Linked DNA regions of Mus musculus: region 1 is linked to region 2. A link is a loop called in an ENCODE intact Hi-C map of the cell type or tissue named here. Cell type or tissue: heart. All regions are shown on one strand.

Region 1 (4,000 bases), 310 kb after region 2:
TGCATTAAACAGGGTGGCAAATGACTTCTCAACCGGTCCTCCTGGGACACATGACCTTAAATATCTCAACCAGAATTGAGGTCGCTGTAGATACCGTTCCCCAAGCTTCTTTCTGGATGCAGAAGCTCAGTATGTGAAAGAGAGTTTCTCAGTAAAGGATGGGCAACCCAGGGTGGATACTCTTTCCTTAATTGATAACAAAAACAACTGAGTGTATTCTTAGTGTTTCCCAGTGAAAATTTTCGGTGTAGGGGAAACGAAGGTCCTTGCTGTCTGTCCTCAAGGTACAGACTTTCCAATAAAGAGACACTGATAAATGTGAGCAATCTAGGGAAAAATGGTTTTTAATAGGAAACATGTGCATAGCTTTTATCATTCACCAGGCAACACATACACATGCATACAGACATGTACACATACACATAGACTCATATATACACACCACACTCACAGGTACAAACACATACACACACATACATTCACGCACATGAGTGTACACACACGCCCACAAGGGCATACATATACAACTATTTTTAATGTCACACCAATCCTATAAATCACGTGTATTATTTCTGTCCTCCATATTGAGACATAGGTGGTAGAGTATCCCTAGTACTGGAAAGCAATAACCTAAATCATTTGGAGGTAGGCATTATGGGAAGTATTTGTACGTGGTTTCTTTGGGCAGAGGTAACGTAAGGCTGAGGTAAATTTATCCCACACACAGTAAGTGTGGTCTGTTCGACTAAACAGGACGTAATCGGGGTAAAGAAAAGAAGAGTTTGCCAAAACAGGTTACATCATGTTAGTCTACAGGCCTGATCTTGTGAGACCACAGACCCTTGTAGAGAGTTGGGACGTCTGCATGGACTGGAAGCCATTGAAAGGTTTTAAGTGGGAAAGGGACATTCAAAATGGCACAGTCCAAAGCTGTAGCCACCAACCATGGTGCCTACTGAACGCCTCAAAGGGGGCATCCGCTGTCATGTGCGTAATAGATTTAGGAGATCTAGGAGAAAGCAGAGATGTCTTTAATAGTATTTACACTGATGCCACGCTGATATGTTAGTGGCTTCAGTTTGTTGAATGAAATGAAACATATTGTTAAAATGTCAGCCATTTCTTTCCCTCATTAAAATATGGCTGCTGAATACTGAGGGTGCCACAGGTGGCTCCCACTCGAGGCAGTGTTTTACCTCAGATGGATCAGCCAGGGTTACTCTCCCTTCTAGTGCTTTCTTTCTCTGAATTCCCCAGTTTCTCTCAATTTCCATCCTTTTGAAGAGCACCCACTTTGCAGGGAAAGTTGTTGAGAGCTTTTTTTCAAATGGGTATATGTATGTGTATATATATTGAGACAGGGTTTCTCGGTGTAACAGCCCTGGTTGTCCTGGAACTAGCTCTGTAGACCAGGCTGGCCTGGCCTCAAACTCACAGGTCTGCTTCTGCCTACCGAGTGCTGGGGTTAAAGGTGTGTGCTGCTAACCCAGCTGGGGACATATATCTTTAAAGATGAACTTCAATTCCCCTTTCTTTTACTGGGAATTAAACTTGAGTCCTCTGAAGACTATCAAGATCTCTTAACCACTGAACCATCTCTCTAGCTCCTAAGATGAGATTTTATAAACTAAGTATGGAGCGTCGCCAGGATGTGACATGCCCATGTTTGTTTACACAGAAAAGTATCAGCATATTCAGGCTCAGAATGCTCTTAGAAATGCTCTCTCCCCCGTCGTTAACCGCTTCCTACCTGATCTGCTCACACCTATTAAGTGACTTCTTAGAGATGGATGTACCTTTGTGCGTTCTGTTTATCGGTTAGGATCCCATGTTCGTGGCATTTTATGTGCAGTGCACGTCGACTCCTATTTGAAATGTGTCAAGTTTGTCAAAGTCAAATGAAGCCAATCACTTCCAAGGGGGTAGGGAGGAGAAGCCCCTGGGGGTGGGGATCACCTTGGGATGGCTGGCTGGCCCACCTCAACTTCCAGCGAGAACTGCAATACTTTTACATAAATGTATTTTCCTTTATGACTAGGACCATTGCAGGGTTTGAAAACCCAGGAATCCATTGAGGATGAGGGGAGGGGGGTGGGGTTAAATCAGTATCTTTCAGTAATACTGACAAGTCTATAAACCTGACATGTCTCCAACTCAACACACCTTAAATACGCACTCCATGGATTTACATTTTTAAAACGTTAAGGTTAAAAGTCAAGTCAAGCCACCCCTGTGCTTCTGAAACCATTTTGTGGTGGCAGATGCCTCCCCAGGATCAAGTGTTTACAACGATGCCAGGTGGAACAGCTCGCCCTCTAGTGGCCACTGCACTGAAGTACCTCAGGCTTCTCACCAGCCTGATGCAGGCAGGCAAGCTATTAATTTTGTACCTGCCCCACTCCGGCTTAGACAAGAAGTTCCCTTTGCCTGCACTCTGGACCTATCCCTCACCTCCTTTTACTTAACTCCCTGGACACTGTTTCCTTAAGATAGCCTCGACTAGCCGAGGCCTATCTACCACATAGTCCCAGAATCTCAGTCTTCCTTCATGAACGTCCTTCATTTTGCTTAGTTTCTGCCCTTCTATGCAACTGTAGTGTAGTTGTATGCCATCCATCTATTCTCCTTCACAACATGTCTCACTGCCTGAGCCCGTGGAAATCGCTTCATTTTTCCTTAAAGGCTGAACAAGGTGCGAGGCTAAAGAAAGGACGCTGCTCACTGCCTAGACTCCCCTTACCTGCCGGCCATGGCTTTGTAGTAGGCGAAGATCTGGTCAGCCAGCTTGTAGACAAACTGATCAAAACACAGGTTTACCTGGTGGGGAAAAGCAGGCAGTCAGCGGGTCCTGTCTGGATTAATTACAGATGGGCAGCGGGGAGGGCACCAGGGCAGGGTTCACTGACGTGCATTCTGGGGCAACATAACAGCCCTGACAGAAAGGGGAAGAAGAAGAAAGCACCTGTGGCCATTCACAGGCACGGAAGTCAGCCCTTTGCCCTCAATGGCTTCAGAGGAGCCCAGGAACCAGTCTCCCCATTGCTCCCCACTGTTTGGTCAGGGAACACAAATGAAAGGCCACCCTCTGATGTTGTGACTACCTCTAGCAGCCTGTGGACCCAAAGACTTTCTTGTCTCCTCCTTGTATTTGATTTTTCTTGCTCTGTAGAGTTAATTTGGAGCATGCTCTTAGAGACAGAAACGTCCCTTTCTTCCAGCTTTCCTTAAATCCCTCTGGTTTTTTAATGTACAAAGTCTTGCCCTGCGGTGTCTCACGGCATTCATAGGAGACTATGAAGTCTGTGGGAAGACAAGGGCACACCCCACATCAAGCACCAGAGACGTCGCTTCTATCCATGAATGGGGAGCAGAAGGTGGCCAACGTGGGACTTGAAAGAGATCAGGCTCCGGCATCAGCAGGGCAGGAGGCAGAGCCAAAGGAGGAGGTCCATCTTTGATTTCTTCCTATTAAGCCCTCAGCTTTGTAAGACGAACCCTTTATTTAAAAGTTTCTGTACTTGTATCTGACACCCACTATATTACATAGAGCAGAACCCACAGTGGGTGCTGTGCACGGTGCTGGCTTCAACCCATGGTGCTGGCTTCATATCCCGGTAACTGAGGCCTCCTGCTTGGGCCTCTGAACCTCTTGATGCTCAATGTACCTTCTAGAGATAAGGAGTCTACAGGGTCAACTTAGGAGTGTTCATTTAAACCCCATGTTCCCTTTCTAGAACCAACTCTGAATTCTTGTCCAAATATTCCTGATGCCTCCAGAGGCCCCATGGTCTTTTCTGGAGATCGTGACCTGCCTTTGGAGTGGTTCTAGATGGCACCATTTGCAAGCCGAAGTGTATATATACATGAAGGTCCTTGAAGCCCCTCATGGTGTAGCCCAGACAAGGGATGAGGAGAGAAAGGAGCAGGCTACTGTACAGTATTATGTTTGACAGCCCCAGCAATCATGAATTTTGTTCCCTGGATAAGTGCCTCTGACACA
Region 2 (4,000 bases):
TGTTCAAACTTAAGTGAAGCCTATACACTATGAGAAGGGCTAACCTCTGCTATACATAAAGTGTACTGAATAACTTGAGTTTTCAAGATTGTGTAGTCATTCGTGCCCTTCCTTCAAATCCTAACATGGCCCTTGGAGAAACTCCTTAACAAATCTAACCCTGGTGCTTTGGTCACTTGCTTGCTTTCTGGAGGCTATTCTTTGCGGTATCCACCCATCTCTCGCGGTACTCCATCTGCTTCAGGGTTTCAGTGATGAGGGCTAACACCTTGAGTGAGGTCTTAACTCCAGAAATGAACTTAGTCGTGAGAGCCAGGTGGAGCTGGTCCTCTCACAGTCCTGAGAGCACAGGAAACCCAGAACTGCTCTCAAGTGTTTCCCGAGACAATCTTGGTAGCAAGGAGGTAGCAGGAATAAGTGTCACACTCTGAGACTTGGGTGCAATTCAATAACCTCACAGTGGCAACACACATAGGCAAAAAGAAAGTACTGTAGCAGCTTGTTCCAGAGCCAGGCACGCTCTGTCTTTCTGCTCCGGCTGTGAGAGCCAGCTCTGGGAAATCCTGGCTGTGCTGGGAGGATCTGGTACAGTATGCCAGCCCACAAAGGCTCCGGCAGCAGCGCACTGCTTTTCAGGGTCTTTCTCTCTTAATAAACAAATTTCTAGGAACATAACAAAACAAAATCTCTCACTGAGTTCACACCTTCCATTCCAAAAGAAGCCACTTTAACATTGTAACGATTTAATTAGCAGGCTACAGAAGCTATGACTGGCTAAGTAGGTCATTATGTTCACAGGGCAGATGTCATAACTATTTGATATAGCCCTAGGCTGTTTTTATTCCATTTAAACAAGATCTAAATAGCACATTAGAACCTTTGCTGTTTAAGGCTTCATTCATCCTGCGGATCTATTAGGAAGCTGCAAGAAATTCTCTTGTGCCATTTCTACCTTTAGAATTTTAAAACAACCTGCACACAGGGTAACCTGAGCCTGACAGATAGTCCTGCCCCAGCCAGCCAGTAGCTGTAAAACCGCACCTGTGTTTTGGTAGCATTCTGTGTCTGCGGCACTCCAACACTAGTGATTTAATGTGAACACAAGCCGATCAAGTCCCTGCAGCCCAGGCGGAAACGGCACCCCAGGCGGGGCTGTCAGTTCCCATGCTGGGATAGGAGACGTCTCTTGTGCTATTATGTGAACATATCCATCTCCTCACTCTCCACCTGACCCTCAAATCCCACACACCTTCAGACTGGCTGTGCTCCAACACAACTTCTGTACACCTCCTCAACTCCCTGCAGTGGTCCCCAAGACCTCTCATCATTTCTGCAGACCTCTGATGTTCGCCCCATCCCCCCAAACTGTCTACAAGCCCTACAATCGCTCCGTAAGCCTCATCACTACCGCAGCCCCTCTGCAGCTCCTCACTACCTGGGGGACATTCCTCCGGACATGATAGCCTGTGCAGATCTCCCCCACCCCCACCTCATCCCCACCGCCGTGGGTCGTCACTCTCCCTGTTCCTCAACTCGTGCACAGTCTCTGTGACTCACAGGTGACCGTGCCCGCGCCCCCACGGCCCTCGAGACTCCCGCAGACGCCCTTTGCAAGCCCTGCCTAGACCTCCGGCCGCCCCACAGCACTCACAAGGCATCCGCGTAAGCACATTGCGGGGTGCCTTCTTGCTGCGCCCCGGGCCCTGGCGTCGCGCTCCGGCCGTGCCGTCCGTGTCCTCCTTGACCACCATGAGCCGGCGCAGGCGCTGGATGCGCTCGGGATCCGGGGTGGGCGCGGCGCGGCGACGGGCCCTGGACGAGCTCCCGGCTCCCGTGGAGGTTCCGGTGGAGGTTCCCGCCGAGGCCGGCTCCCCCGTGCCCCGAGCCCGACCGCGCCCGGTGCGCCCGCCCTTCAGGAAGCTCTCGTACTCCGCCACGTTGTTGAAGCAGGGCGCGTTGGGGTAGGGAATGGGCGGCAGGCGAGGTGCGTACAAGGCCAGCAGCGGGTCGAAGCTGTAGGAGCTGACGTCCAGCCGCGGGCTGGGCGGGCTGGCTGGGCTGCCGGCGCGAGCCGACCTCGCCCCCCACTCGCGCTCCTCCATGTTTGAAAGGCCCGCAAGCAGAAGCCGATGGGCGGGAGGAAGGAGCCGAGCCGCCAGAGGGCGGCACTGCGCAGCCGCAGCCGCGGCTCAAGGGGACGCACTGCGCAGCCGCGGCCACCAGGGGGCAGCATAGATTCGCTCTGGAGAGCAGCAGGGGGCGTGGCGCAAGGCAGGGGCGTGCTGAGAGGCGTGACCTGCTCAGGCCTCGCTCCGCCTCCACAGACAGCAGACAGGTTGAGGCTGTCCTCTTGACCTTTTTGTTACTAAAGAAGATACTGTTTATTAGTTCTCGTTTCCCTCCCCCATTGATATTAACTATCTCTTCTGAATTTGAGATCTAACGTCAACAAAATATACAAGTAGGGACACATTATTCGAAAACAAAGCCAACATTTTGGAGGCAGTAACAATTAACCATTTATTTAGTAAAACTCACTGATATTCACAGACAGCTTAGAATGGTTGATGCTCCAGACTCGGGGGGTAGACCCCAAGAGCAGCATTTTAAAGTCCCAGGATGTTCTCTGTTGTTCGGCTTGAGCTGGAGGCAAAGGACAGGAAGACAAGACATATCCCATTTTTCATTCCTGTTAAGTATATTCCTGATGTGGATCAGGCTAGCCTGTCTAAGCTCAAATTACTGAGCCTCTTTTGAGTTCTTATTGTCGTCTGAAATATGACAGGAAGGGTACAGAGTATACAGTGGGTGCATGCTAGATGGTTGAGTGCTATAAAAGACGGGTGACTACATCCTCACTTCCTTTCCCTGCCCACTAAGTTTAGAGAACACTTGGTATCAAAGAAAAGAAAACTGACTCCTTGATGTTCTCCTGACTACTGCAAAATCCAAAGAATCAACACTATTTTTTAGCTCTAGTTCAGCAAAAACTCTTTAAGATATATTTCATGTGTATGCTTGTCGGCATGTATGCCTGTGCACTATGAGCAATCAGACATACACACAGAGGCCAGAGAATGCTGGATCCCCTGAGTTGTGCTCGTTGTGAGCTACCATGTGGGTTCTGGGTCTTCCTTCGGAAGAATAGCCATCTCTTCAACCCCAAAGGAATGGTTTTAAAAGTGAGACTCCTGGAGGTAAGTCCCTCCCCATCCAGCATAGCTGTCTTGCTTCTTGCCATCTCCAGCCACACAAGTCATTCTCCGAAGTGCCACCACCTTCTCAAAGTATCAACCGGCATTCAGCCCGCGCTAGCTGCTTTGGGGTCTTCTTTACTTTCTGTAAGTTTGAAAATGTGGCCCAAAAGAACACTTGACTATCTTTAAGACAGAGATGAAACTTAGCACACTGCCACCACCGTGTGAGCTGCATCGTAGGAGGGAAACACACAGACGAAATAAAGAGCAAGCTTTGGGTAGGTAATGGTACTTGATGACACTTGTGTTCAACCCCGGTTTATTGCTTTAAAAATCCCCTGCCTGCATGAAAACTTCCAGCACCATTCAATGACTGAAAACTTCCAGCACCATTCAATGACTATCTCAGGGCATGCCCAGAGGGAGACTTCCCTGGATCTGAAAGCACACACTTTCTCCAGCGGTTGTCAATGAAACTTGGGTCTTTATTCCCTACTTGGCCAATTTTGATATAACATGCTATCAACCTACCATTAAGTTAAATTTGCTCATCAGGAGCTAATGATCTTACTGCCTCTCTAGTATGCTGAGGGAATTGCTTGCCCAAAGTGCTATAATGTTCATAGCTGTGTATCAGAAACATTTGGGCTTTTAAAAAAATCACTGAAGAGTCCCAAACATCCACATGGATATCTTACATTGGCACTTTCAAATTCAACATTCAAATGAACATTTTAAAAAAATGTACCCAGAGGTCTCTGGATGTCTGCTATGTGGGGACATGCATCCTAGCTTAAGACAAA

The links. A loop is a pair of places that touch in the nucleus more often than their neighbours do. Peaks named below come from ENCODE experiments on the same cell type or tissue, not always from the same donor. Only the 100,000 strongest peaks of a DNase experiment are listed, where the experiment ranks them.
Region 1: a loop joins it to region 2, with 6 times the contacts of the local background. A loop is called at or near these places in 1 of 42 quality-filtered maps.

Annotation. Positions count from the first base shown.
Region 1 is chr11:46,249,864-46,253,863 of GRCm38, forward strand. Cyfip2 (cytoplasmic FMR1 interacting protein 2) reads right to left here. Exons shown (of 31, transcript NM_133769.3): 19 at 2,741-2,817. Among named protein-coding and RNA genes, the nearest start is that of Fndc9, 16 kb to the left of the region's middle. In heart, a CTCF peak has its summit at 2,320 (motif pointing left); no DNase peak of the experiment used is centred here.
Region 2 is chr11:45,942,811-45,946,810 of GRCm38, forward strand. It overlaps Lsm11 (U7 snRNP-specific Sm-like protein LSM11), which reads right to left and starts at 2,125. Exons shown (of 4, transcript NM_028185.2): 1 at 1,652-2,125. The coding sequence starts at 2,102. Thg1l (tRNA-histidine guanylyltransferase 1-like (S. cerevisiae)) reads right to left here. Exons shown (of 6, transcript NM_001080969.3): 6 at 2,495-4,000. In heart, no CTCF peak of the experiment used is centred here; a DNase peak (open chromatin) is centred at 2,201; H3K4me3 peaks cover 2,266 bases; H3K27ac peaks cover 1,386 bases.